2 separate regions of the Homo sapiens genome follow, and region 2 is linked to region 1. Evidence: read pairs that join two places in POLR2A ChIA-PET (ENCODE). Cell type or tissue: MCF 10A. All regions are shown on one strand. Links, peaks and the distances in the headings refer to the core of each region. The heading gives the core; the rest is flanking DNA.

Evidence for each region. Peaks named below come from ENCODE experiments on the same cell type or tissue, not always from the same donor. Only the 100,000 strongest peaks of a DNase experiment are listed, where the experiment ranks them.
Region 2: POLR2A ChIA-PET joins it to region 1 with 5 read pairs; 3 of 35 experiments call an interaction of 5 or more read pairs at or near these places.

What each region holds. Positions count from the first base shown.
Region 1 is chr6:144,485,786-144,501,020 of GRCh38, forward strand. UTRN (utrophin) reads left to right here. Exons shown (of 75, transcript NM_007124.3): 29 at 1,763-1,912; 30 at 2,888-3,049; 31 at 4,286-4,414; 32 at 5,144-5,317; 33 at 7,516-7,671; 34 at 13,472-13,642. Among named protein-coding and RNA genes, the nearest start is that of SNORA98, 88 kb to the left of the region's middle. In MCF 10A, for the core only: no CTCF peak of the experiment used is centred there; DNase peaks (open chromatin) are centred at 7,456 and 7,936.
Region 2 is chr6:144,114,826-144,130,060 of GRCh38, forward strand. LOC105378036 (a long non-coding RNA gene) reads left to right here. Exons shown (of 4, transcript XR_943089.3): 4 at 9,800-10,601. Among named protein-coding and RNA genes, the nearest start is that of SF3B5, 27 kb to the left of the region's middle. In MCF 10A, for the core only: no CTCF peak of the experiment used is centred there; no DNase peak of the experiment used is centred there.

The DNA of each region.
Region 1 (15,235 bases), core at 6,777-9,276:
CAGTTTATTTTAGTAGGCCCTGGACAAAGCTCTGCCATATGTTATTAGGACAACTGCTCTCTTGTTTCATCAACAAGTTATTTTTACTCACTAAACACAGCACTGACAGTTTATAGGGGATTCCTGTCTCTTACCTTCAGATGCTAGAAGTTAAGACAGTGGTTGAGCCATGGGATCTTGTCGTAGGAGCTTGTCTTCAAGCCTGGATTTGAACTCCTTGAGGCCAAGAAATGTACCCGATGCTTTGTTATTCCTCAGTTCCCAGCACAGTGTGTAGCACATGTTAACTTAATAACCGTTTCTTAAATGAAATACAGTGCAAAGAGGGTAGGTTTGCTTAACAAAAAAGAAAAGGGAAGGGGGTAGATAGGCTTTTAAAAATGTCATGGTACCATGTGGGAACTGAGTGGACAACTGGATTAAAGGTCAGAAATGAGTAAAATGTGGCACTTACATTCCAGGAGACGGATGCTCTGCTAGAGAAAAGATGTCACTTCTCAAATATAGCAGAGTGAGAGACAGAGTGAATGAAAAATATGAAAAGCTTAATTTTTTTCCTAATGTAAGAGTGAATACGTATATATTCTTGAAATATGGAAAATAAAGAAAAGTATAAAGCAAACTCTAAGATAAACATTTTAAAACAGTTTGTAGATTTCTTCCTAATTATTATCTTTTATGTATGCATACTAGAAGGTAGTATATTGGATCAAAGGCTTTGGAGTCTTTTATTTACTTATTTATCTTTTTATTTGAGATGGAATCTTGCTATGTTGCCCAGGCTGGAGTGCAATTGCATGATTTTGGCTCACTGCAACCTCCACCTCCTGAGTTCAAGCAATTCTCATGCCTCAGCCTCCTGAGTAGCTGGGATCACAGGCGTGTGCCACTACCCCAGCTAATTTTGTATTTTTAGTAGAGATGGGGTTTTACCATGTCGGCCAGGCTGGGCTCGAACTCCTGACATCAGGTGATCCACCCGCTTCGGCCTCCCAATGTGCTAGGATTAGAGGTGTGAGCCATCGCACTTGGCCAGGCTTTGGAGTCTTAAAGCTTTAGAGCCATGTTGGAATCTTAGCTCTTCTTTTGACTGTGTGTATGTAGGCAAGTAATTTAACCTTTCTGAGCTTCAATTTTCCAATCTGTAAACTGGGAATGCTATTTAGCCCATATGGTTAATTAGATTTATGTATATAAAAAGTGTGTATATAAAACAATGCCTCTTATTCTGCATATATTGTAGGAAAATGACTACTTATTTTTAGTAATATAATTAATAAAAGTTGAGATCATTTTGCTTGTATAGTACTGTTCTCTGCCTTTGAACTTTGTGTCATGAGCATTTCCCCATATAATTAATAATTATTTTTAACTTTTTATTATTCATTTATTTATTGTTTAGAGACATAGTCTCGCTCTGTTGCCCAGGCTGGAGTCCAGTGGTATGACAGCTCACTGCAGCCTTGAACTCTTGGGCTCAAGTGATCCTCCTGCCTCACCCTCCCATAATTAATAATAGTTGAAATTATTTTTGTGAAATTATATCATATATCACTTGTGCTAATTTCTCAATTTTATGCATTTTTTAATCCCATGATGGATATTTTTGTGAATTAGTAATTTACTTAACTTTTGGTCCTGTTACTTAGGTAGATTTTTAGAAAATATAATTACTTGTTTAACAAATAGACATTTTGGGGATCCTTGATACCTTTTGCCTTAGTAAATGCATTATTATTTTTTTTTCCCATCTCCATTCCAGTCTCTGGAATCTGTTCTGCGCCACCCGGCAGATAATCGCACCCAGATTCGAGAGCTTGGCCAGACTCTGATTGATGGGGGGATCCTGGATGATATAATCAGTGAGAAACTGGAGGCTTTCAACAGCCGATATGAAGATCTAAGTCACCTGGTAAGAGTTGGGACATACATGGGTGTTGATTAGGTATTGATGAAGTGGAGCTGGCCCTAAGCTCCATATCATAGAGCTTTAATGTTGGAAAAATCTTTAATGTTGGTTAAAGTTGGTAACCAATGCTAACAGGGGCATTGAGGGTATTGAAATATTCAGAAAGGAAGAATAGATCTAACACTCTAAGACAGAACTGGATGATTAAAAAAATTATTTTTGAGATTACTTCTACTTACAAACATTTAATTTTCATTAAGGATCATATGATAGCTGTATATAAGAACAACAACTCATACTATCCTAGTAAATATTAGGGCCATGATATTTCACATAAGCTGCTGTGAAAGCCATAGTCTCTTAGTTCATATCCAGGTTGTAACATACATATTCGTATCACAAATTAGAGAAAGAACATTTCTTTTATAGGAAGGTTGGGTATGAATATTAGGTGCTTCCAAACACATATTAAATAATAACTGTTGATGTTCAGCCCATGAATAACATCAAGCTTAACCCAAAAGTGCTGTAAATAGTAGTTTGATATGTATGTACACCTATAGAATTTGTTTTAGGCTTTGGAAAAAAAGAGACTCTGATGTTTGTGTATTGATAGACATTTTTCTTATGTTTTATATTCTTAATTGGCAGACATTGCTGATTCCTAAAAATGCTTTAAAATTATAATAAATAACACATTTTTATCTTCTGTTTAATGCATCTTATGGGAAACCTTTACATTTTTGTATTTCAACATTATATATAGAAAGAAGTAATAATTAGTAATTCAGCTGCATGGTACATAAGATCCTAGTGGGACATTTTCACTGTTATCATTAGTAATTATTATTTATTTATAAAGAAAGCTAAAGTCTTGGATGAAAGCTTTTATGGTCTTTTCTTAGTGGCCAGAATATATATATTCTGCTATTTATATTTGTGTTGGGCAACTAATGATTCAATTTCTCCTTTGTGCAGGCAGAGAGCAAGCAGATTTCTTTGGAAAAGCAACTCCAGGTGCTGCGGGAAACTGACCAGATGCTTCAAGTCTTGCAAGAGAGCTTGGGGGAGCTGGACAAACAGCTCACCACATACCTGACTGACAGGATAGATGCTTTCCAAGTTCCACAGGAAGCTCAGGTATTGCCGTGCATTTGAGGGCTTTTGAGCTGTAAAGAGAGCTTTTGTAATTGCCTCCTCAACTATAAGAGAACCCCTCCTGCTCTCCAAAACCGAGAGTCAATGGGAAAGATTGACCTTACTTACAGGGCAGCATTTGGGTTTTGGAGTTCTCTTGCTTTCTATGTGAGACTCTGGCAAAAGTCTTATATAGTTTATTTTATTTTATTTTATTTTATTTTATTTATTTATTTGAGACAGAATCCCACTATGTCACCCAGGCTGGAGTGCAGTGGCACGATCTTGGCTCACTGCAACCTCCGCCTCCTGGGTTCAAGTGACTCTCCTGCCTCAGCCTCCCGAATAACTGGGACTACAAGCACGCGCCACCACGCCCGGCTAATTTTTTGTAGTTTTAGTAGAGACGGGGTTTCGCCATGTTGGCCAGGCTGGTCTTGAACTCCTGACTTCAAGTGATCTGCCTGCCTCGGCCTCCCAATAATTTTTGTATTTTTAGTAGAGACGGGGTTTTGCCATATTGTCCAGGCTAGTCTCAAACTCCTGACTTCAGGTGATCCACCTTCCTCGGCCTCCCAAAATGCTGGGATTACAGGCGTGAGCCACTGTGCCTGGCTGAAAAGTCCTGTATATTTTAAATTGTAGTTTTCTTAGCTGTGAAGTTGGGACAATTCCTTCCTTATAAATAAGTTGTGAACATTAGAAACGACAAATGCAAAGCCCTTAGCAGGTGCGTCATGTACAATAGTCATACCATGCAGTGGGCCATATTATTATTATTATACAAAAACGTATTATTATTATTTTTTAGACGGATTCTCACTCTGTTGCCCAGGCTAGAGTGCAGTGGCGCGATCTCGGCTCACTGCAAACTCTGCCCCACAGGTTCAAGCAATTCTCCTGCCTCAGCCTCCCGAGTAGCTGGGATTATAGGCGCCCGCCACCGTGCCCAGCTAATTTTTGTATTTTTAGTAGAGATGGGGTTTCACCATCTTGGCCAGGCTGGTCTTGAACTCCTGATGTCGTGATCCACCCGCCTCGGCCTCCCAAAGTGTTGGGATTACAGGCATAAGCCACCGCACCTGGCCTACAAAAACTTATTAAAGCTTCTGTGGAGGTCAACATTATGTAAAATACGATATCATGTATTACACAACGATATAGAACTTTTGTATTGTCTCTTTTTATACTTAAGTAAAAAAAAAAGGACATCCTCTCCCCTTTCCAATCTCTTTTTAGAAAATCCAAGCAGAGATCTCAGCCCATGAGCTAACCCTAGAGGAGTTGAGAAGAAATATGCGTTCTCAGCCCCTGACCTCCCCAGAGAGTAGGACTGCCAGAGGAGGAAGTCAGATGGATGTGCTACAGGTAAAGAAGGCCAGGAGCTTCCTTTTACTTTTCAACTTGTTGGGAATTTTCTTCAAAAAAGAGAAAGAATTGATTACTTGGGCACCGTTTGTATTCTTTGTGATGTAAACCATGGGATGGGAGTGATGATGTGTTGAAGGTTGCATCCTAGGGCAGCAGAAACAAATTGTTGCATGTGTGGAAAAATATGAAATCTGATTTTGATAGCTGAGATGAGAAACAAGAGAGTGAGCCAGATTTAGAAGTTAGCTTTATATACACTTTTTCTTTAATGCAGAGCCTCTGTCAGTATCGTGTGGCTGATGCTGTGGGCAGGCCGAGCATGAATTGGATGCAGCATCATTTAGTTCTTTCATGGTTGATATGACATTGACTTTCACTCTGAACTTGTGATGAAGGGCATTTTGAGTTCTAGGTTCCTGAACTATCTTTTTGAACATGAAGTTTTAATTCCAGTGAGGTCAGCTTTATCTAAATTTCTTATCCAAATCTATTACTTCTGAGATTGAGACACTGAGTGTTGTAATTTTTGACACTGGGCTATGCAGTTCACTTAGGTGATCGGGTACCCTCACTGAGATTCATTAGGAGTTTTTTATTTTGGGTCATATTTCTGAATTTTTTTCTTTTGGTACTTTATGGTACAAATTTTTAGTAGTATCTGTTATGCTCATGATGAGAGAGATAATCATCCTGATGGGAATTGCATATTTTCATTTCTGCAAACAGAGGAAACTCCGAGAGGTGTCCACAAAGTTCCAGCTTTTCCAGAAGCCAGCTAACTTCGAGCAGCGCATGCTGGACTGCAAGCGTGTGCTGGATGGCGTGAAAGCAGAACTTCACGTTCTGGATGTGAAGGACGTAGACCCTGACGTCATACAGACGCACCTGGACAAGTGTATGGTGAGGCTTTTGGGTGATTGGCACATCCAGTGGCTTTTTCAGCAGCTGTTATGGCTTGGTCTAGCAAGTACATGCCTAGTGTGTCCAGTGATCACTAGTCTACAGTGTGCTAAACATAAGGATTGATGATGGAAAACGTGTTAAAAAATAAGAAGTGTGGTCTTTCCCTCCAAAGAAATTAGAAGAGATAAGAGAGATAGCTAAGGAAACTAGAATAGACATGTATATAACATGATGACAAAAACCAAAACAAAAGAAATACAGCTTAATCACCATGTGAAGTTAGGAGGGCTTCAGCAGAGTGTGACTAATAAGCAAAGTTTTCAAGGATAAATTTGAATTAGCTAGAAGAACCATACTTAGAATGGATATCGTAAAAATTCCATTTTCTAGGAAAATAAAAATTTCAATAGAAATTTAAACCTTAAGATAGGAAAGAAGAAATGATATATAAGGCCTTATTACTTTTTTAGTCTTGAACTTTATAATTCAATTGAATAGAAATTTAAAAATAATGTGGCTAAGGGGACACAATCTTAGAATTAGTGTTCTGCTTGAGAATCACAGAACTTAAGATGAGACTCTTTAGGACAGGAGAGGTATAGGGACAGTTCTTTGTGCTTTTCAAAACAAAGGATAAATTTTAATATATATGTGCATGTATGTAAGTATTTATTTGATTATTGTGACATAATGGTAATCAGAGAAAGTGCTGTCCTTGACTTCATGGAACATACATAGTTCAGGGGTCTGTTACATGACAGCGTCCTATGAGATGTTGAGATGATGATGTATAGGTGTCAAGAGAAGCTGTTTAGAATAAAGCTTTTTGGTTTCAGGTAACTAGGAAGAAGACAGCTCTGAATTTGACCTACAGAACTACGATTTCTTTTTTTATATTTAAATTTATTTTTATTTTTAATTTTTGAAGACTTTTAGGTTCAGGAAGTACATGTGCACGTTTGATACATGGATATATTGTATGATGCTGAGGTTTGGGCTTCGACTGAACCCATCACCCAAATAATAAATGTAGTACCCAATTGGTAGTTTTTCAGCTCTTGCCCCTTTCCTCCTTCCCTCCTTTTGGAGTCCCATTGTCTTTGCTTTCCATCTTTATGTGCATGTGTGCCCATTGTTTAACTCCCACTTATAAGTGAGAACATTTAGTATTTGGTTTTCTGTTCCTGAATTAATTTACTTAGGATAATGGCCTTGAGCTGCATTCATGCTGCTGCAAAGGACATGATTTCATTTTTTATGGCTGTGTAGTGTTCCGTGGTGTATTTGTACCACGTTTTCTTTATCCATTCCCCCATTGATGGGCACCTAGATTGATGACATGTCTTTGCTATTGTGTGTAGTGGTGTGATAAACACGGGAGTGCATGTGTCCTTTTGGTAGAACGATTATCCTCCTTTACTTATATACCCAGTAATAGGATTTCTGGGTTGAATAATAATTCTATGTTTAGTTCTTTGAGATATTTCCAAACTGCTTTCCCTAGGGGCTGAACTGATTTACAATCCTACCAACAGTGTATGGTGTTCCCTTTTCTCTGCAGCCTTGCCAGCATCTGTTGTTTTTTGACTTTTTAATAATGGTCATTCAGACTGGTGTGAGATAGTATCTTATTGTGGTTTTGATTTGCATCAGAAATCTGTTTACTTATAGTTATATACATCTTGATATATCGAGTTTTGTATTTTTTATCATACAAATTATATATGTTCATTGTGGTAGACTTAGTACTTCTGAGAAATAGAAATAAATGTTAATAATTCCAAATCCAACAGACAGCAGTAGCCAGTGTTGGCTTGTTTTAGTCATAACATGCAAGATTTTTTAAAAATGTAATTTTAATTGTGATAAACATTCTGTTTTTAGTCCTAATGTTTTCCCATTTTATGTAGGAAAAATATTTATATTATCAAGTACTTTCATAAGCATTTGTCTGAGATTTTGAAAGAATGAGCATAAACTCTATTAGTTTATTTTCTTGTCAGATTTGAAGAAGTTATTACAAGCTTGATTTCATTTGACTCGACCTTCAGACCAAATCTGAGAAAGATGATGGCCTTTGATCACCATAGTTAGGTCTTGGCTGTCAATCTGTGTAAGCTGTGGTCTGACATGATGCCAGTTGGCAAGTTGTCACCACAGTGTGTAATTTGTCTTTTTCTTTGTTTGTTTTAAAGAAACTGTATAAAACTTTGAGTGAAGTCAAACTTGAAGTGGAAACTGTGATTAAAACAGGAAGACATATTGTCCAGAAACAGCAAACGGACAACCCAAAAGGGATGGATGAGCAGCTGACTTCCCTGAAGGTTCTTTACAATGACCTGGGCGCACAGGTGAGGAGAGCAGCCCCACAGCTCATCTCTCTGTCTCTCTCTCTCTCTCTCTCAATCTCTCTCTCTCTCTCGTTCTCTCTCATGTATTTTTAAATTTCATTTTTTGGAAAATGCATGTTTGAAAATTATGAGATTCATACGTGTTTTCAATTTATTGTAATAATTGTTATATTTCTTTAAATGTATGTGGTAATATTACAGTGATTCATAGTTACATAGAAATTTATTTTTGGCTAGGCACAGTGGCTCACGCCTGTAATCCCAGGTCTTTGGGAGGCTGAGTCAGGTAATGGCTTGAGCCCAGGGGTTTGAGACCAGCCTGGGCAACATGATGAAACCTTGTCTCTACAAAAAAATACAAATGAAAACCTCCAAAAACAAAACAAATTTCCAAAAAAAAATTAGCCATGGTGGTGAGTATCTGTAGTCCTAGCTACCTGGGAGGCTGAGGTGGGAGAGCTGCTTGAACCTGAGAGGCAGAGGTTGCAGTGAGCTGAGATCACACCACTACACTCCAGCCTAGGAACAGAGTGAGACACTGTTTTTAAAAAAAATTTATTTTTAATATTTAATTCAGGCTAATATTTATACTTTCAATGGCTACTGATATTCCATAAATTATTCTAAGGATACTACAAGTAATATATGTTCATTGTGGTAGACTTAGTGTGTCTGGAATTGGTGGGTTCTTGGTCTCACTGACTTCAAGAATGAAGCTGTGGACCCTCGTGGTGAGTGTTACAGCTCTTAAGGTGGCGCATCTGGAGTTTGTTCCTTCTGATGTTCGGATGTGCTTGGAGTTTCTTCCTTCTGGTGGGTTCATGGTCTTCCTGGCTCAGGAGTGACGCTGCAGACCTTTGCAGTGAGTGTTACAGCTCTTAAGGCAGCGCATCTGGAGTTGTTCGTTCCTCCCAGTGGGCTTGTGGTCTCGCTGGCTTCAGGAGTGAAGCTGCAGACCTTTGCAGTGAGTGTTACAGCTCATAAAAGCAGTGTGGACCCAAAGAGTGAGCAGTAGCAAGATTTATTGCAAAGAGCAAAAGAACAAAGCTTCCACAGTGTGGAAGGGGACCCGAGCGGGTTGCCACTGCTGGCTCGCGCAGCCTGCTTTTATTCTCTTATCTGGCCCTACCCACATCCTGCTGATTGGTAGAGACGAGTGGTCTGTTTTGACAGGGCGCTGATTGGTGCGTTTACAATCCCTGAGCTAGACACAAAGGTTCTCCATGTCCCCACCAGATTAGCTAGATACAGAGTGTGGACACAAAGGTTCTCCAAGGCCCCACCAGAGTAGCTAGATACAGAGTGTTGATTGGTGCATTCACAAACCCTGAGCTAGACACAGGGTGCTGATTGGTGTGTTTACAAACCTTGAGCTAGATACAGAGTGCCAATTGGTGTATTTACAATCCCTTAGCTAGACATAAAGGTTCTCTAAGGCCCCACCAGAGTAGCTAGATACAGAGTGTGGATTGGTGCACTCACAAACCCTGAGCTAGACACAGGGTGCTGATTGGTGTGTTTACAAACCTTGAGCTAGATACAGAGTGCCGATTGGTGTATTTACAATCCCTGAGCTAGACATAAAGACTCTCCACGTCCCCACCAGACCCAGGAGTCCAGCTGGCTTCACCCAGTGGATCCCGCACCCGGGCTGCAGGTGGAGCTGCCTTCCAGTCCCGCACCGTGGGCTTGCACTCCTCAGCCCTTGGGTGGTCAATGGGAGTGGGCGCCGTGGAGCAGGGGGTGGCACTCATCAGGGAGGCTCCGGCCGCACAGGAGCCCATGGAGGGGGTGGGAGGCTCAGGAATGGCGGGCTGCAGGTCCCGAGCCCTGCCCCGCAGGAAGGCAGCTAAGGCCCGGTGAGAAATTGAGCGCAGCGCCGGTGGGCTGGCACTGCTGGGGGACCCAGTACACCCTCCACAGCCGCTGGCCCGGTGCTAAGTCCCTCATTGCCTGGGGCCGGCAGGGCCAGCCTGCTGCTCCGAGTGCGGGGCCCGCCAAGCCCACCCGGAACTCCAGCTGGCCCACAAGCGTGGCGCGCAGCCCCGGTTCCCGCTCGCGCCTCTCCCTCCACACCTCCCTGCAAGCTGAGGGAGTGGGCTCTGGCCTTGGCCAGCCCAGAAAGGGGTTCCCACAGTGCAGCGGTGGGCTGAAGAGCTCCTCAAGTGCTGCCAAAGTGGGAGCCCAGGCAGAGGAGGCGCCGAGAGCGAGCGAGGGCTGTGAGGACTGCCAGCATGCTGTCACCTCTCATTAGTACTTCAAAGAAATACAAGGGAAAAAATAAATGTTAATAATTCCAAATTTCAATGGATAGCAGTAGCCGGTGTTGGCTTTTTTCTAGTCGCAACATGTAAGATTTTTCTAAGTGTAATTTTAATTGTGAGAAACATTCTGTTTTTAGTCCTAATGTTTTCCCATTTCATGTAGGAAAAATGGGAAATAATAATCCCTGTAAAAACTCAAGTTGTTGGTCCTTAGATTTCTAAATTGAACAGTCTACCGAGAAATGTTAAAACATCAGGGCTCTAGTAAATAACCAGTGGCAAGAAGTTCACATTAATCTACCAGGATTTGAAATCCTGGCAAGAAATATCTCTAATTTGGGCATTTTAGTGAATCCATGCAGGAGTTGTTGAGCATTTACTGTGAGTGAATGAATTTTTGCCCTGAAACCAGGAGAGCAAAGAATGTGTGGAAGTGTGAAACCTTAATAGGTAATATTGAAAACCCATGTTTGATAGTATTTTGGATCCTCCTTCAGTTAGGAAATATTAACTACTTCCAGTTGAGGTAATATTGAAGTTTCTATATAAGCCCAGAGAAAAATAGCTGAAATTTTGTTTTCAGTTGAAATCAGAACGACCAGTTTATACTTTTTCTGGGTGATTTTGATCTCACTTCTGCAAGCTTAGATTGTTGATGTGATACATTTTGATGTATTACATGTCTGGAACACACACCTTAGAGCTTCTTTTTGGAATTATACAGCTGGTTATTCGTTAAATATTATTATATTTATTCACTGACTGGGCATTTTATGAATGGAATGGTATTGCTGGTTTTTGCACTAATTCTCCAATTGTGACTATAATTTTAGTATTAATTAATTTTATCATTTAAAGTTTCACTCAATCGAGATTTTACTCTGTGTCAGGAATTATACAAGGAGACAGTGATGAGGAAAGATATAAATTATCTCGTTGTCTAATGGAACTTAGGGTAGTGAAAGAGAAAAACATTGAGTAGTTACATGAGATGATGTCACATTATCAGTCTGAAGAGTTATGAAGAATGTACATGGTTCTTTAAGAGTATAGGTAAAGGGGGGTTTCACCCAGTCTTGTGTTAGGAAGGCTTCCCTGAGGAGGTGATGCATAAGCCGAGATCTGAAGTCTGGGTAGGAGTAACCTGGGTGAAACGAGGAGATTTCTAGACTGATAAAACAGTATATATAAAAGCTCTAAGGCAGGAGGCAGTGTGGTACATTTATGTGGCTAGAGCAGAGAGAGCCAGTGTGAGGAACATGGTGCTAGGGAGATAGGATTAGACAAAATCCTGCCAATGTCATAGAGTTTGTGTTACAGATTAAAATCTGTGTCTTAAGCAGTTACTGCACAGGTTTTAGTAGGCAAATTACATACTCAGATATGTCTTTTAAAGGATTACTCACTGCATTTTGGAAGAGGAATTGGAGGGAGGCTGGAGTGGATGTGAGGAGACTGGTTTCGAAGTCATTGTACACTTGGTGAGAGATGGTCGTACCTTGAACTAGGATGGAGAGTGGAGATGGAGTGAGTGAATTGATTTCAGACATATGTAGGAAGTGAAATCAACAGGACTTGGTCCAGGAGGAGAGATGAAGGATGACCCCTGGGTTTCTGGCTTGATGATGTGGATGGTGTGGCCATTGAGATGGGTGCTGTAAGAAAAGATAGAGGACCGGGTGCGGTCGCTTATGCCTGTAATCTTTGCACGTTGGGAGGCCAAGGTGGTGGATCACCTGAGGTCAGGAGTTTGAGACCAGCCTGGTCAACATGGCAAAAACCCGTCTCTACTCAAAAAAAAAAAAAAAAAATTAGCTGAGTGTGGTAGTATGTGCCTGTAATCCCAGCTACTCGGGAGGCTGAGGCAGGAGAATCACTTGAACCTGGGAGGCTGAGGTTGCAGTGAGTCAAGATTGTGCCACTGCACTCCAGCCTGGGCAACAAGAGTGAAAACTCTGTCTCAAAAAAAAAAAAAGGTAGAAGCATGCAGAAATCACAGGTATGTATTGGACATGTTGACATTTTAAGTACCTTTGAGAATGTTAATTGGAAATGTCGGGTACTCACATGATTATTCAGGTCTGGAGAATATATCTGGACTGAAGAGGTGGATTTTATGAGTCATCTGCATAGAGGTCATAATTAAAGTAATCAGGGATGATAGATTGTCTAGGAACAGGATATAGTGAAAGAAGAGGGCCCTCAACCAAGTCTTAAGAATTACATCATTTAGTAAGAAATCTCAGGAAGATGAGCTTGCAAAAGAAACTAATGTAAGTAGCAAGAAGTGGTAGGGACACAGTTGAGTACTAGGTCTGGAAAGCTAGGGGAAGATGGTATTTTGACAGAGTGCAGTTACCTGTTTTGGATATTTTGAAAGTTAAATATGATGTCCACATAAACATATTAATTAGATCAGTTGCCATTGGGGTCATTATTGAACTTAGCAAGGGCAATGTCTGGGAGTGATGGTGGTAGAAGCCAGAATGGCATGGCTCAATCCAAAGATTGTACCACCCTGGCCTTGGCCTTAACCTCTTTAAGTTTCATTTTCATTATCCATAAAGTAGAAAGAGGCTTTGTGAATTTTATTGCATACGTGTGTAAGATTCCTTAGCACAACACGGAAGCTGTATTAAGAGCTTGGTAAATGTTAGTTAAGTTCATTTGTTTTCTGTCAACAACAATGAGAGCAAAATAATAATAAGGTTTGGTTTGTATAGTCGTGTACTGCATTTTAAGTTAAAGTGGTTAATTATAAAACATATAATTGTGAAAATGGTGCTATTTTCCCCTCAAGTTACTATAATACCGTATTTTTCCTTCATGGAGAGGATTCTAAGATATCTTATGTTCAAAATTATAATAGATACTAGTGATTTTTCAACTTTATTTCTGCCCTTTTATGTGTGTTTTTCTCGCTTAATACACATAACAATCTTTTTTTTTTTTGAGACGGGGTCTTGCTCTGTTGCCCAGGCTGGAGTGCAGTGGCAGGATCACGGCTCACTGCAGCCCCAGCCTCCAGGGCTCAAGCGATTCTCCCACCTCAGCCTACTGACCAGCTGGAACTACGAGCACGCACCACCATACTGGCTAATTTTTTGTATTTTTTACAAAATGAGGTCTTTCATTTTGTAGAAAATGAGGTCATGTTTCCCAGGCTGGTCTTAAACTCTTGGACTCAAAAGATTTGCCTGCCTCGGCCTCCCAAAGTGCTGGGATTATAGACATGAGCCACTGTGCCCAGCCTCATACCAATCTTTTGAGGGCTATACCTCTGCCAGTATCACTTAGGAAATTAATGATAGAGCTAAGATGAAAACCCAGGATTGCCTGGCACTTAACCACTACAGCATATTGCCTCCTTGCAGAAATGCAAGCTTAGAGGATTCTAAGGTGCTAAGACAAAGGTTATGTATGTCTTGGGGGTTATATATGAATCAGTTTGGATCTTTAGTTAACATTCTGATTCATTCTCATTTATGTTCATTCCCATCTCAGTCTCAGTCTCTCCCTGCCTCTCTCCGTCTCAGGTGACAGAAGGAAAACAGGATCTGGAAAGAGCATCACAGTTGGCCCGGAAAATGAAGAAAGAGGCTGCTTCTCTCTCTGAATGGCTTTCTGCTACTGAAACTGAATTGGTACAGAAGTCCACTTCAGAAGGTCTGCTTGGTGACTTGGATACAGAAATTTCCTGGGCTAAAGTAAGTTGCAGTTCAGATGAAACACCAGCATGATGCCAGCGTAACATGGCATTTGTTCGGGCGACCTGGTTGGATACCATGTCCCTCCATTTTATATTAAATCTAGCCTTTTCTTTTTTGCATTGTTTTTCCACTTCTCTGTCCTAAGAAAAAATATTTTAAAAATAATGATTATATTTTATTTTCTTTATAATTTCTACTTTTAGATTAAGGGGTACACATATAGGTTTGTTACATGGATATATTGTGTAATGCTGAGGTTTGGGGTATGAATGATCCCATCACCCAGGTAGTGAGCATAGTACCCACTAGGTAGTTTTTCAGCTCATGCCTCCCTCTGTTTCTCGCCCCTCTACTAGTCCCCAGTGTTTATCGTTCCCTTCTTTATGGCCTTGCGTACCCAATGTTTAGCCCCCACTTGTAAGCGAGAACGTGGTAATTGGTTTCCCATTCCTGCATTAATTCACTTAGGATAATGGCCTCCAGCTGCAACCATGTTGCTGCAAAGGACATGATTTCATTCTTTTTTATGGTTGTATGGTACTCCATGGTGTATATGTATCACATTTTCTTTATCCAATCCACCATTGATGGGCACCTAGGTTGATGACATGTCCTTGCTCTTGTGAATAGTGCTGATGAACATATGAGTGCATGTGTCTTTTTGGTAGAACAGTTTATTTTCCTTTGCCTATATACCCAGTAATCAGATTTCTGGGTCAGTAATCAGAATTCTGTTTGAAGTTCTTTGAGAAATTTCTAAACTGCTTTCCACAGAGGCTGAACTAATTTACATTCCCACCAACAGTATAAAAGTGTTCCTTTTTCTCTGCAACCTTGTCAACATCTGTTATTTTTTGACTTTTTAATAATAGCTATTCTAAATGGTGTGAGATGGTATCTCATTGTGGTTTCAATTTGCATTTCTCTAATGTTAGTGATGTTGAGCATTTTTTCGTGTGTTGTTGGCTGCTAGTATGTCCTTTTTGAAGTGTCTGTTCATTTTATTTGCCCACTTTTTAATGGGGTTATTTGTAAAACAGCTCTTTTAATAAGATATTTTTATCCTGATTCCAAAAGCATTACATTCATGGATCATCAAGGCCTTTATAGGTATTATTTTTATATAGTACTTAAAAGCCTAATTCACCACCTTTAAAATCAATGACACATATTTACAGAGTGTTTACAAAGAATTGTGCTGAGTTTAATTCTTCTTTAATAACATTTTAAAACCAATAAGTAATCTTTCTATTGCAAACTTTCAGATGTAAAGAACTTAGGAATAGAATTTTAAAAAATCAATACAAGAGTTTTCTTTAACCCTGTACTTTGAAATCACAGAGATTAGAAAGTTGATTTGCTGGTTCTGGCTTCTGCAGTAGAGAAAGAATTGAATGGAACATGAGTGGTTCTTTTAACAAGGCATTCTGTTTTCCTAAATCTCTTTCCTGAGAAAGAAGCGAGTATACTAGTGGGAAGTGCTGAATATAAATGATCAATACTGTGACTGATGTTTATATAAAGCCACAAGTATCAGTTTGACACCCTCTACAGCTCTACACGTTTGCTGTGGGCCTTGAGGAGAAGGTG
Region 2 (15,235 bases), core at 6,750-9,249, 370 kb before region 1:
TTAGGCAAAACTAATTATTGGTAAAATAAATCAGAAAAATGATTGCCTCTGTGGCTGGGGACTTACTGGGGCATAAGGCATCCTTTGGGGGTGATCAAAATGAGCTTTCTTCTTTTTTATTTTTAAATTGGCAAATTAAAATTACATATATTTATGGTGTACAATATGATGTTTTGAAATATGAATGGGTTGTAAAATGGCTAAATCAAGCTAATTAATAAATGCATTGCCTCACATACCATTTATTTGCAGTGAGAACACTTAACATTTACTCTGTTAGCAATTTTCAAATATATCATACATTGTTATTAACTATAGTTATCTTATTGTACAATAGATATCTTGAACTTGTTCTTCCTGACTGGCTGAAATTTTATATTCTTTGCCCAATATCTCCTCAATCCTCAGCCCTCTCCATGCTAGTTCCTGATAATCACCATTCTATTCTCTGCTTCTGTGAGTTCAACTTTTAAAAATTCCACATACAAGTGTTTCGTGTGATATTTGTGTTTCTTTCTTTCTGGTTTATTTCACTTAACATAATGTCTTCCAGGTTGATCCATGTTGTGGCAAATTTCTTTCTTTTTCAAGGCTGAATAATATTCCAGTTTGTGTGTCTGTGTGTATATGTGTGTGTGCAGGTGTATACATACCATATTTTCCTTTTAAAGTTTTATTTCATTTTCAATTGACACGTAATTATACGTATTATTTATGGAGTACAATAATATGTTTTGATACATGTATACATTGTGAAAAGTTCAAATCAGGGTAAGTAGCATATCCATCACCTTACATATCTATCTTTTTTTGTTGTGAAAACATTCACAATCCTCTCTTCTAGCTATTTTGAAATATACAATACATTATTGTTAACTATAATCACTCTGTTGTGCAGTAGAACACCAGAACTTATTCATCCTATCTAGCTGTAACATTATACCTGTTGACCAACATTCCCCATCCCCACTCCTCCTCACTACCCTCCTGGCCTCTGGGAACCATTATTCAACTTCAATGAGATCAACTTCTTTAGATTCTACATATGAGTGAGGTCAGGCAGTATTTGTCTCTGTCCCTGGCTTATTTCACCTAACATAATCCTCTGGGTTTTTCCATGTTGTCCCAAATGACAGGATTTTTTTTTTATGGCAGAATAGTATTCCACTGTGCATAGGCATACACCACATTTTCTTTATCTATTCATCAGTTGGTGGACACTTAGCTTGATTGAATATCTTGGTTATTGTTATTAGTGCCGCAATCAACATGGGAGTGCAGATTAGCTCTTCGACATACTGATTTCATTGCCTTTGGATATATTCCCAGTAGCGAGATTGCTGGATCATATGGTAGCTCTATTTTTAATTTTTTGAGAAACCTCTCTACTGTTTTTCATAATGGCTGTACTAATTTACATTCCCACAAACAATGTAAAAGGGTTCCCTTTTTTCCATATCCTCACCAACACTTATCTTTCATCTTTTTTTTTTTTTTTTTGCAGTTGCAAGATTTAATAGAGTGAAAACAGAGCTCTCATACAAAGGGAGGGGACCCCAAGGGGGTTGCTGCTCCCTGCTCGAATGCCTGGGTTTATATCCCAATCATTGTCCCTCCCCCTGTGCTCTCAGGTGATAGATGATTGGCCATTTCTTTACCTCCTGTTTTACCCTAATTAGCATTTTAGTGAGCTCTCTTTACTACCTGATTGGTCAGGTGTGAGCTAAGTTGCAAGCCCCGTGTTTAAAGGTGGATGTGGTCACCTTCCCAGCTAGGCTTAGGGATTCTTAGTCGGCCTAGGAAATCCAGCTAGTCCTGACTCTCAGTCCCCCTTCTCAACAGGAAAACCCAAGTGCTATTAGGGAGATTGGCCGACAACCGCTCTTAACTGCTTCCTGCTGAATTGAGGCATAGTAGGGGTCGTGCAGTTGAGATTTCCTCAGGAGGGGTGCCTTCCATGTCATTAACATTGGAGCACGGTCTAGCAGGCCAGTCCAGGGGTCCGTGGTAGATCTTAGTCATGGACTGCATCTGGGGCTCCATTTGAAGAACAATTTGTAGTCTTACAGCTTCGATTCTGGAAGACATAAACTTAACAAGGAGGTTAAAGACACAGGGATAGGAATGTATGGCCGGCAGTGCAGGGGATTATTTCTTTGGCACACTTCACAGGCCCTGACTATCTGCTTGATAGTTTTGAAAAGGCCTGGTCTAGTAAATAATAATTTGGCCATCTGATGGGTGCTATCAATGCCTAAGTGGAAGGTTTGGTGAAGGGTTTTAAGTAATTTCCATTGGTTAGCTGAGGGCAAAAGTATTTTTCCTTCTTTGGTGGCTAGCCATCCTGAGGGGAGAAAACTATGTCCTCGTGGGGTTCCCCATTCTATTTCTCCTGTTGCATACTGGGGTTTGGTTTCCCAGAGGGGATTACCCCATACTAGGGGTCCTTCTATAAGCAGTTCTAATGGAGGGTCCTGCGTTGCAGCTTTTTCGGCTTCAATATCCACTTGGCGGTTCCCTTCTATTTCCCTTTCCTTTCCTTTCTGATGACCCTGGCAGTGTAAGACTGCCACCTCTTTAGGTTTCTGTACAGCCAATAATAATCTCCTAATGGCTTCCTGATGTTTGATAGGTATTCCGTCGGAAGTCAGGAATTCCTTTCCTCTCCATAGTGCTGTGTGGGCATGGAGGACTAGGTAAGCATACTTAGAGTCTGTTTATATATTTACCCTTTTTCCTTCCCCTAATTCTAGTGCCCAAATAAGGGCTATTAGTTCCGCCAGCTGAGCGCTAGTTCCTGGAGTGAGGGGATTACTTTCAAGTATTCCATTATCACTGACCACTGCATACCCCACTTTTCAAAGTCCTTTTTCTACAGAGGAACTTCCATCAATATACAAGTTGAGGGCAGGATCAGTCAAGGAACCTCTAGATGGTCCCCTCGAGTGGCATAGGTTTGAGCAATCACCTGTTGACAGTTATGTTCTATCTCTTCTTCATTGTCTGGAAGAAATGTGGCTGGGTTAAGAGTTGCACAAGTGTGCAGTCACAGCACTGGCCCTTCAAGTAATAGAGCCTGATATTTAAGCAAATGGTTGTCTGACAGCCACAAGTCTCCTTTATCAGTGAGTATGTGATTTTACATCATGAGATGTCCACACAGTAAGATCTCTTCCCTGTATTATTTTAACTGCTTCAGATACTAAGACTGCTACTGCTGCCACTACCTGTAAACAATGAGGCCAACCCTTTGCCACCACATCACTTTCCTTTCTCAGGTATGCCACGGGTTGCAAGCTCGTCCCTTGGACCTGTGTAAGGACTCCTAGAGCTATTCCTGTTTTTTCTGTGACATATAAGGAAAAAGTCTTGCCCCGTTGGCAAGCTTAACACTGGGGCTTGGGTTAGGGCCTTCTTTAAGACCTGAAAAGCTGCTTCTGCTTCAGGTGTCCATCTTACTAAATGGGTATTGGCTTTCTGAGTTTTCTTAATTAGTGTATGTAATGGCCTGGCTATTTCGCTGTACCTGGGAATCCATATTTGGCAGAAGCCTGTGATGCCAAGGAGCCCTCTTAGTTGTTTTCGGGTTTTAGGATGAGGATAAGCCAATATAGGCTGGATACGTTCCTCACTGAGGGCCCTGGTGCCTTTGGATAGTTTTAGCCCTAAGTATTTAACCTGCTGTGAGCAGATCTGAGCCTTTAGTTTGGAAACCTTGTAGCCACAGGTGGCGAGGAAATTTAAGAGTACTTGGGTGGCTTGATGGCACAAGGTTTCTGAAGGGGCGGCTAAAAGTAAATCATCCACGTACCGAAGGACAAGAGTGTCCAGGTATGAGAACTGGCTCAAGTCTTGGGCTAATGCCTGGCCAAATAGATGGGGGCTATCCCTGAACCCTTGGGGTAAAACAGTCCAGGTGAGTTGAGACGTTGGGTTCAAAGGATCTTCAAAGGCAAGCAAGAATTGAGAGTCAGGATGTACAGCGATGCAGAAAAGGGCATCCTTAAGGTCCAGGACTGTAAACCACCCTGTTTCCTCTGGTATTTGGGAAAGCAGAGTATAAGGGTTACGTACAGCTTGGTATAGAGGGACAACAGCCTCATTGATGATCCTGAGATCTTGCACTAACCTCCACTGTCTGTTGGGTTTCTGTACTCCTTAAATTGGAGTATTGCAGGGGCTATTGCATGGTTTTACTAGGCCTTGGGCTTTTAGGTCCTTAACAATCTTTTGGAGTCCTTGCTGGGCCTTGGGTCTAAGGGGGTACTGCCTTTTGTAGGGAAAGGAGGCGGAATCCTTTAGTTTAACTTGAACAGGACAGGCATTCTTTGCTCGTCCATATTGTCCTTCTGTTGCCTAGACTTCAGGATTAATTCCTTCCTCAAGCAGGGGACAACAAACGGGTGTTCCTTCTCCTATGTTCAGGTGTATATTGGCCCCTGCTTTTGCTAGAATGTCTCTCCCTAACAAGGGAGTGGGACTTTCAGGCATAATTAGAAAAGCATGTGAAAAGAGTAAAGTTCCCCAGTCACAACTTAGTGGCTGGGAGAAGTATCTAGTGACTGGCTGTCCTAGGACCCCTCGGATGGTGACAGATCTGGAGGACAGTTGTCTGGGACAGGAGAATAAGACTGAGAAGTCCATGCCAGTGTCCAGGAGGCAGTTAACCTCCTGGCCCTCAATGGTCAAGCATACCTGGGGATCTGTGATGGTGATGGCATGGGCTGGCGCTTGCCCCGGCCACCCTTAGTCATGCTGCTGGATCATCTGGTTAGTGGCTTCTGACTCAGAGGACCTTCGTCCTCTGGGGCAGTGGGCCTTCCAGTGATTCCCTTGACATAAGGGGCATGAATGAGGGGGCGGCTTATTTTTATTTGGACAATCTTTTTTAAAGCATCCTTGTAGACCACACTGGAAGCAAGCCCTATTAGGCATTTGATTTGCCCAGCTTTTCCCTTTTCTAGAGCCTCCAAAGTCCTCTTGCCTGAGAGCCATGACTAAAGCGGTGGCCTTTTTTTTAATCCCGTTTGTCCCGTTCTGCCTGCTCCTCCTGATCTCTATTATAAAAAACCAAGGTGGCCAAGTTCAATAGGGTTTCTAAGTTTTGCTCTGGGCCTAAGGCGGACTTTTGAAGTTTTTTCCTAATGTTTGCAGCTGACTGAGTGATAAACTTATCCTTTAAGATAGGTTGGCCTTCAATAGAGTCAGATGACAGAGAGGTATGCTTCCTCAATGCCTCCCTTAGTCTCTCCAGAAAGGCAGTAGGATTTTCTTCCTCTCCCTGTGTTATAGTGGACATTATTGAATAATTTATAGGCTTTTTCCTAGTTTTCCTTAGTCCTTCTAGCATGCAAGTTAACAAATGTCTGCGGCACCAATCTCCATGTTCTGATTCTGTGTCCCAGTCAGGGTCTACACTGAGAACTGCCTGCTGGCCTGTGGGGAATTGTTCTTTCCTCTGTTGTCATCCTATCATTGACCTGACTGAGATATCAGAGATCGCCAAACTCTCGGGCTGCAGTTATGGTGGCACTTCTCTCATTTGTGATTAGTATCTGATCCAGCAGTAACATTATATCTCTCCATGTCAGATCAAAGGAGTGTCGTACCTTTGTAAAACATCAATATAGCCATCAGGGTTATCTGATAATTTACCTAGGTCTATTTTAATTTGCTTCAAATCTGAGAGAGAAAAAGGTACATGCACTCCGGCTGGGCCGAATTCTCTTCCTCCCACGACTTGGAGGGGGCATAATTGGGGAATATTGGCACTTTTTGGTTCATTGTTTACCCCTTTGTCTATCTTCTTTTGGACCGTTTGGGTTGAAGGGGGGTCCTTATTTGTTGGGAAAGGAGTCAGGGGGACACCGGGATAGGGAGGTAGACTCTGAGGGCTTCCTGTAGGGCATAAATCACACTTTTTACATAATTGCGAGTTGTCTCTTAATGAAAAGAAAGTTTGTACATATGGCACTTCACTCTATTTGCCTTCTTTTCTACAAAAGAGGTCTAGCTGTAAGATGGTGTTATAATTTATACTTTCCTCAGGAGGCAAGATTTCTCCCCCTTGAAGAGAATATCTTGGCCAGGCGGTACTGCAGAAGAATATAAGTTTTTTCTTTCTTAGCGTCTGAGGGTCAAATTGGTCCCAATTCTCCAGAATACATCTTAGGGGCATTTTTGCCTTGGGGGGAAAGTTTCCCATTGCTTTGGAGGTCCCTTCATGGTCACCAAAAAGTTACTGGGGGTTCTTGTTCTTAGAGCTCCCAAGATGGTGGCAGGCCGCTTCCAAGATGGCAGCAAGCCTCTTGTTCTCTGACTTGGGGTTCTTGGCCTCACGGATTCCAAGGAATGGAATCTTGGGCCATGTGGTGAGTGTTATAGCTCTATTAGAAGCCGTGGGTTATGGAAGAGAACCGTAGAACCCAGCAACTACTATTCAGTTTGCTTAGAATGAACCTGGGCACTTAGCCGTGCAGGAACAATGGCAAGCTTTTAGCCAGATTGGGAGTGGCAATGGGCGTCTCGCTGGATCATAAGCACAGCGGAAACCCTGCTGGATCCGGAGGGGTGGAAGTCAGCGGTGGGTCTGCGACAGTGGCAAACAGCAGTGGTGGATGGTGAGTGAAAGCTCAGCTCAAGCCGTAACAAACACGGACCAGAAGAGTGTGCAGTTGCAAGATTTAATAGAGTGAAAACAGAGCTCCCATACAAAGGGAGGGGACCCAAAGGGGGTTTCCCTATCTTTCATTTTTTTGATAACAGCCATTCTAAGAAATGTGAGGTGATATCTTATTGTGATTTCAATGTGATGATGATTAGTGATATTGAGTTTTTAAAAAATATATCTATTGGCCATGTGTATGACTTTTTTACGAGAAATGACTGTTCAGGTCCTTTATCTATTTTTAAATTGGATTATTTGTTTTCTTAGTATTGAGTTGTTTGAGGTGTTTCTTAGCATCTATTGTTTGAGTTCCTTGTATATTTTGCATATTAACCCCTTATCAAATGTATGGTGTGCAAATATTTTCTTCCATTCTGTAGGTTGTCTCTCCACACTGTTGATATTTTCTTTGCTGTGCAGAAGCTTCTCAGTTTGATGTAATCTCATTGATCTATTTTTGCTTTTGTTGCCCCTGCTTTGGAGGTTATAGCCAAAAGATCATTGCCCAGAACAATGTCATGGAGCTTTTGTCTTCTGGTATCTTCTAGTAGTTTTACAGTTTCAGGCCATATGTTTAAGTCCTTAGTCCACTTTGAATTGATGTTTTGCATATGGTGTGAGATAAGGGTCTAATTTAATTCTTGTGCATGTAGGTATCCATATTTCCCAACGCCATTTACTGAAGAGACAGTTCATTTTTCATTGTGTTTTCTTGGCATCTTTGTCCAAAATCAATTGAGAGTAAATGTGTGAATCTATTTCTGGGCTCTCCATTCTGTTCCATTGGTCTAAGTGTCTGTTTTTATGCCAGTACCATGATGTTTAGATTATTATAGCTTTGTAGTATATCTTGAAGTCAGGTAGTATGATGCCTCCAGCTTTGTTCTTTTTGCCCAGGATTTCTTTGGCTATTTGGGGTCTTTCATGGTTCCATATGAATTTTAGGACTGTTTTTTTCTATTTCTCTCAAAAATGTCATTGGAATTTTGATAGGAATTTCACTGAATCTGTAATTCACTCTGGGTAGTATGGACATTTTAACTATATTAATTCTTCTAATCCAGGAATGTGAGATATCTTTCCATTTATTTGTGTCTCCTTCAATTTTTTTCATCAGTGTTTAATAGTTTTCAGTGTACAGATCTTTCACCTCCTTGGCTAAATTTACTCCTATTTTATTTTTTGATGCTACTGTAGATGGGATTGTCTTTTTAATTTCTTTTTCAGATAGCTCATTGTTAATGTGTAGAAACACTACTAATTTTTGTATATTGATTTTGTATCCTGCAATTTACTGAAACTTTTTTTAGTTCAACAGCTTTTTCTTGGTGGTGTCTTTAGGGTTTTTGGTGTATAAGATTACGTTGCCTGCAAACAGAGACAATTTTTTTCTGATTTGGATGCCTTTTATTTCTTTCTCTTGCCTAATTGCTCTGGCTAGGACTTTTAATTATCCCACAGAGTTTCTGGTGGTCAGAAATCTGAGGGTGGTTTTGCTTGTTCACTGTTGGTGGTAGCATGCTACTGTGTGGCCTCTGGAATCCTATCATCTCCATGACTACTAGGGACCCTAGTTCTGAAATAGCATCTCTTATCATCAACTCTGGTCTACAGAGGAGAGCCACCACTCACCTCAATGACACTGGTGTCCTCTACCAGCAATTTCCTTATTGCCTTGATGCATAAGTCCTCCATACTCTTTCAAGAATCATATTTAGCTGATAAGTTTCCAGTTTCACATAGTAGACCCTGTTTAGCATGTACACTTTGGTGGGCCTTTCAATCCCTTCCTCCACTCTGCCTGGCAACTCTGGCACCTCCACTTGATTTAATAGGGGCCACTGCTCTTACAATCTCCTGAAGTCCATCCCAACTAGAAAAACTATTGGCTTGATTGATAGTTTATTTTCATTTCACCCATATATTTCACTAAACTTTCTTCTGGCTTAGGATTCAGCTGGAGTGATGTGTGATCCTGAGCTCTGATTGGTGTTCCAATTTTTCCCATAAAATTGAGGTTAATACAAAGTGCATGAGATCATTATAATCAGCTCAGTAAAAAGAACTGTGGGCACAAGAAGAGGTCAGAGAGTCCACAGAAGAGGAACAGACCCGGGAACAAATAGCTTAAACTTACAAAAGAGCTAGCATGAAGTCCTATTTTTCAGGAAGAGGTGTCTATATAAGGCCAATGTGAGGTTCATTTTCAGGCAATTTATTAATGTTAATTGAGAGCTTTTTCTTCGTTTCAAATATTATAGCCTTATTTTTCCTGTCTGAACTCAATAAACAGCTAGTAAAATTAGCCAACATGGACAAAAATTAACACGGAAAAGGCCTGTGGTCATAAAACACATTAACTATTCAGCATTGAGACTATTTTTATTTCTATCTTCTGCCAGAAAATTAGCAGCAATTAAAACTATAATTTTTTTTCTTATTTCCATATAGGCCTGAGAGGTTAAAATAGAAAGTTAAATAACGTGAGTGACATACCAAATGACCCAGCAAGTGTTTGACTGAGATAAGTTTTAACACTTCTGCTAAAAAATTGAAAAACTGTCACTTCCTTGTTAGAGCTGAAAATAGTCAGCTCTTACAAATTGTTCTTCCTGATGCAAATCCATATTAAGCTTTGTATTATTAACACGAATCACTCAAAACAATTCCAAATGGGACTTAGGGAGAATTGTGTAATAAATAATACTAGATTGTTGATAAAGCATTTAATCCAGTTTAAATGAGTGCTTTACCCCAAGAGAGCTGACTTGAGCTTTTTTTCCTTTCCTTCTATAAATTCAAGGCCTACATACAAATTCAATTTAATAAATATGTATTATGCAGCTGTTAGGTAAAAATTCAGTGACTAGGTGCTTCCAGGACTACAAATGTGAAGAAGATGTAGTGAATACTATGTAAATTACAATGTAATTGTGGTAATGAATATGAAAAATGTATAATTTATTACAATGGAAGGCAGCATAAAAACTGACTATTCAGTGAAGGTGTGGATTACTTTTAATGTGATGAAAAAGGAATTTATAAAAGAAATGATATTTGGGGTAGGCTTAGAAGTCTGTGCAGCATTTCAGAAGTTGGTGACGGCCCTTTAGGGTGATCATTCTGGGGAAGGGTCTTTCTTTCATGAAACAGGTAATGGAGAACTGAAAGCTCATGGTGTGTTCAGAGAACAGCTAGCAGAGGAGAGGAGGAAAGAAGAGAAGGAAGGAAGAAGATCAAGCTGAAATGGTACTACGGGGACTCTTAATGCTCCATTAAGCCAAATGGTTTGGACTTCATCTGTAAGTAATAGGGAGCCAATGAAGAGTGTGGGACAGGAGAGTAATTCAATTCAGTATGTATTTTGAATTGATGGCTATGATAGTGACTAAGGAGAATTAGAAAGTAGAGGCAGTTAGACTAGTTCGGTGGCTGTAGAAATAGTCTAGGTGGGAGAGGAGGTCACATTTCAAAGGACCTTGAAGAAATGGGCACCTGTGGTGGAGATATTGTGTTGTCTCCCAATGTCTGTTTGTTCCTTCTTGCTTTACTTATAACCCCCCTCACCTTTCACTGGGTGCATCTCCATTCGGCATAAAGATTAATCCCTGCCTCCTTGGCAGTTAGATGGGGTCATGTGTCTAAGGTCTGGCTAGCAGACATAAATGGAAGCAGTCTCTGCAACTTCTGCAGAATGACCCTAACGGAAGGGATTCACTTTTCTTTATCTTTTCTCCTTTCTGATGGTTGGAGGCTGGCCATGGTGGCTACAACTGGAGCAGCCATTTGGGTGGTGAGGTGAGTTCAAGATGGAAGCCAAGCACAACCTAGAAGGACCCTGACTCCCTGACACCATGGTTTGCCATATGGGACCTGGACTGATTCCCTTTGGAACTTTATCTGAGAGAAATAAACTTCTGTCTTGCTTAAGCCATTTTTATGGTGTCTTTCTGTCATTTGTAGCTAATCCTAATCCTAATTTTTACATTATCCTTCCATAAGCTGTGAAGAGCCACAAAAAGTTTTATGCGGGGGAATGAAATGATGAATATCATCTATTGCAAGAGATTCTATGCCCGCCATGTCTTGAAAGAACTGCAGACACGCAATGCTTCAAGCAACAACACACCTTAGGAGACCACGGCAGCCACCTGGTTTGAGAGGGGACCTGGACTGAAATAAGGCAGCAGGAAGGGGCTATCATTCCCTGAAGATGCCCACAGCCCTTTCACAACTCCCATGTTTTTGCTCTTACTATTCCTTCTGATTAGAAAGATCTCACCTTCAAGACCTACCTAGTCCTGAAATGATCTTCGGCATTCTCACAGAGTTTTGTTTTCCTACAAAAGTTTGTCCACTCATTTCTTTGTTCATGCTATTAATGCTCTCTCAAACACATATATAAATCCGATGGTGTCTTTCCTGGTTAAACTCCCTGGGCAGACAAAGCACTCCAAGAACTAAACATCATGGAGCACTTACTGTGCACTGGGCAGATTGTTACGCCCTTTATATGCACTGTCTTATTGAAGCCTCTAAACATCTCTATGAGGTGAGTAGCTTCTCTCCAAGAACGCTGGACTTCCCTCAAAAGCAGCACTCTCTCCTGGTCATCCTACATAGGCAAGGGGATATGTTGTTGTTGATAGTGTTGTTTCTGCCTTGGCGCCTCTCGAGTGGCCATTGGAAAGGTGGCTGCCCCTAGAGCTAGAGGCTTCCAAAAGGGGGTCATTAACACCTGTTGTCTTCAGATTTCTGTATTAGCCACAACTCTCAACAACAACAAATAAACTCTATGTCTTTTATATATTTAAATCACTGATCCAACTTAACAGATACTTACTGAATACCAATTCTGAACTTTGCATTCTACAGTTTATTTTGGTGAAGAAAATGAAAAAAACACAGTTTTATTTTATTTTTCCATAGATTAGCCAGTTGTTCTAATACCATTTACTGAAAAAATAATAGTACTTATTTCCCTCTCTGGTTTGAAATACTATATTAATCATTTATTTTAAACTAATTTCGCATATGTGTGTATCTATAGGGATTTTATAAACTCAAATTATTCCTGGGAATATAACCTTGTAATTGTGTGGAGTTTTTAATACTCTTTTTTTTTTTGTTTTTTTTAAGACAAGCTCTCACCGTGTCACCGAGGCTGGAGTGCAGTAGTGCAAATTATAGCTCACTGTAACCTTGAGCTCCTGGGCTCAAGCAATCCTCCCAGCTCCCTGCCACAGCCTCCCAAGTAGCTAGGACTACTGGTGTGGGCCATCATGCTAGGATAATTTTTAATAATTTTTTTTTTTTTTTAAGAAACAAGGTCTTACTATGCTGCCCAAACTGGTCTTGAACTCCCGGCCTCAAGCAGTCCTCCCACCTTGGCCTCCCAAAGTGCTGAGATTACATGCATGAGTCACCATGTCTGACCCTAACTATTTATTTTGGAATAATTACAGACTCACACGAAGTTGCACAAATAGCTCAGAGTCCTGTGTTCCCTTCCTCGCAATGGTGACATCTTATATAACTACAATATCAAAACTAGGAAATTGATATTGGCAAATTACTGTTAAATAAGCTACAGCTATTCAATTTTTCACCATTTAAAAAACATTCATTCACTATTATGGATGTGTGAATAGTTCTATGCAATTTTATTCCAATATATAGATTCGTGTAACCACCACCACAATCGAGAAACAGAACGATTCCATTACCTATTTCTTCATATTTGCACCTGGCCCTCACGTTCTTCCACCTGTTCACCCACTTTTCTGTGTACTGGCAACAACTAACCTGTCTCCATTTCTATCCTTTTGTCATTTCGAGAATGCTTTATAAATAGAATCATTACTGTACATAATTTTTTGAGAGTGACATTTTCCACTGAGCATGTTGCCCTTCAAGTCCATCTAGGCTGTTGCATGTACCAATAGTGCATGTTTTTTGGCTAGGCGTGGTGGCTCATGCCTGTAATCCCAGCATTTTGGGAAGCTGAGGTGGGCAGATCACTTGAGGCCAGGAGTTCAAGACCAGCCTAGGCAAGTAGAGGAAACCCCATCTCTACTAAAAATACAAGAAATTAGCCGGGTGTGGTGGCTTGCACCTGTGGTCCCAGCTACTTGTGAGGCTGAGGCAGATGAATCACTTGAACCCAGGAGTCAAAGGTTGCAGTGAGCTGAGCTTGTGCCACTGCACTCCAGCCTGGGTGATGGAGCAAGACCCTGTCTCAAAAAAAAAAAAAAAAAATAGTTCATGTTTTTTGCATTAGTAAGTAGCTTTCTGTTGTATGGATTTGGCAGTTCATTCAACCATTCACTCATTCAAGGACATTTGGGTTGTTTGCAATATTTTGCTATTTATAAATAAAATGGCTATGAACATTGGTGTACAGATTTTTGTGTAAGTTTTCATTTCTCTGGGATAAATTCCTAAGATTGCAACTGCCAGGTTATATGGTAAGTGCATGCTTTGTTTCATAAGAAATTGCCAAATTATTTTCCAGAGTAGCTATACCAGCAATGTATGAGAGACACTGTTTCTCTGTATTCTTAGCAGCATTTAATATTATCATTACTTTTTTTTTTTTTAATGTGGTGTCTTGTTCTGTCACCCAGGCTGGAGTCAGTGGCGCGATCTTGGCTTACTGCAACCTCTGCCTCCTGGGTTCAAGTGGTTCTCCTGCCTCAGCCTCCCAAGTAGCTGGGACTACAGGCACGTGCCACCACGCCCAGCTAATTATTTTGTATTTTTAGTAGAGACGGGGTTTCACCGTGTTAGCCAGGATGGTCTCGATCTCCTGACCTCGTGATCCACCTGCCTAGCCCCCCAAAGTGCTGGGATTACAGGCGTGAGCCACGGCACCTGGCCACATTATCACTACTTTAAAAAATTGTGATAAAATTCACACATCATAAAATTGACCCTTTTGTGATAAAATTCACACACCACAAAACTGACCCTTTTAAAATGTGTAATTCAGCTGTTTTTAGTATATGCACAAAGCTGTGCATGTATGACCACTGTCTAATTCCAGAATATTGTAATCATCCCCCCCACACACACAAAAACATATCCACGGGCAGTCATCCCCCATTCCCTGTCCCTCCTCTCATCCCCTAGCAACCACCAGTAGACTTTCTGTCTCTATAGATTTCCCTATTCTGGACATTTCATGTAAATGGAATTATAATGTGTGACCTTTTCTGTTAATACTATTTTTAATTTTAGTTGTTCTAATAGGTGTGTAGTGATACCTGATTGTGGTTTTAATTTGTATTTCCTTAATGACTAATAGTGTTGAACATCTTTTCATGTGCTTATATGCCATCATTATTTCCTTTTTGGTGCAATATTTGTTCATATCTTTTGCCTGTTTTGTAATTGGATTGTTTACTATTGAGTTTTGAGAGTTCTTTCTATATTCCAGATATAAGATCTTTATCAGACATAAGGCTTACAAATATTTTTTCTCAGACTGTAGTTTGTCTCTTCATTTCTCTTTACAGGGTCTTTCACAGTATAAAAGTTTTAGATTTTGCTAATTTATTAATTTTTCTCTTTTATGGATCATGCTTTAGATGACATGTCTAAGAACTCTTTGCCTAGCTCTGTCTCAAATACAAGAACACAAAAGCAAAATCATAATCATAATCCACTGAAAGTTAGTGATATAGAGAAAAATCTTAAAGGAACTAAGAAAAGAAAAAGCTAAAATGGTAAGAACTTGTGAACACAGAGAATGAAATGACAGGCACTGGAGTCTACTTGAAGGAGGAGGGTGGAAGGACGGAGAAGAGCAGAAAAGATAAGTATCGAGTACTGGGCTTAATACCTGGGTGATGAAATAATCTGTACAACAAACCCCCATGACATGTGTTTATGTATGTAACAAACCTTCACATGTACCCCAAACCTAAAATAAAAGTCAAAAAAAGGAGCTGAATACATATAAGGATGAGATTATCATATTAAAGCCAGAATACATTGGAATAGCATCTTTAAAGTGTGAAAAGGAAGTTACAAAAGGAACAATGAATATTTCGTTTCCTATATGCACAGGGAGTTGGCCTTCCACAGTCAGAGCTGGTTAAGCACACTCTATAAGGTTGATGTCTGTCCTTAAGGCCGATGCTAGCGCTGTGGGGATGGCTGTGGCTGATGCAGGGAAGAAAGATGGCTGCCAAGGAGGATAAGGAGAGCAAGAATAAGCTAGAGCTCACAGAGCAAACTGGAACCATGTCAGCTCCCGTTGCCTCAGGTCTTGGTGGTGTGGGTGTCCTGCAGAATCTGAGATTCTTCATGAAGAAGCTAAACACACGCCTGGGCCAGCAGTCAGAAAAGGCGAAGGAGGACCTTGGGGAAGGTGGAGCAGTTGAAGGCCTGGCTGCTGTCTCCCACCAACAAGAGATCCAGATGATAAATGACAATGTGTATGAGCTACAAAAATGTCTGCTGCTTCATTTCCTCCTGATCTCACATAAGAATCTCCCCTGTGACCCTTCCTAATCAAAAATGCACACTGAGGAGAATTTGTAGAAATGTAATTGAGCTCTACAC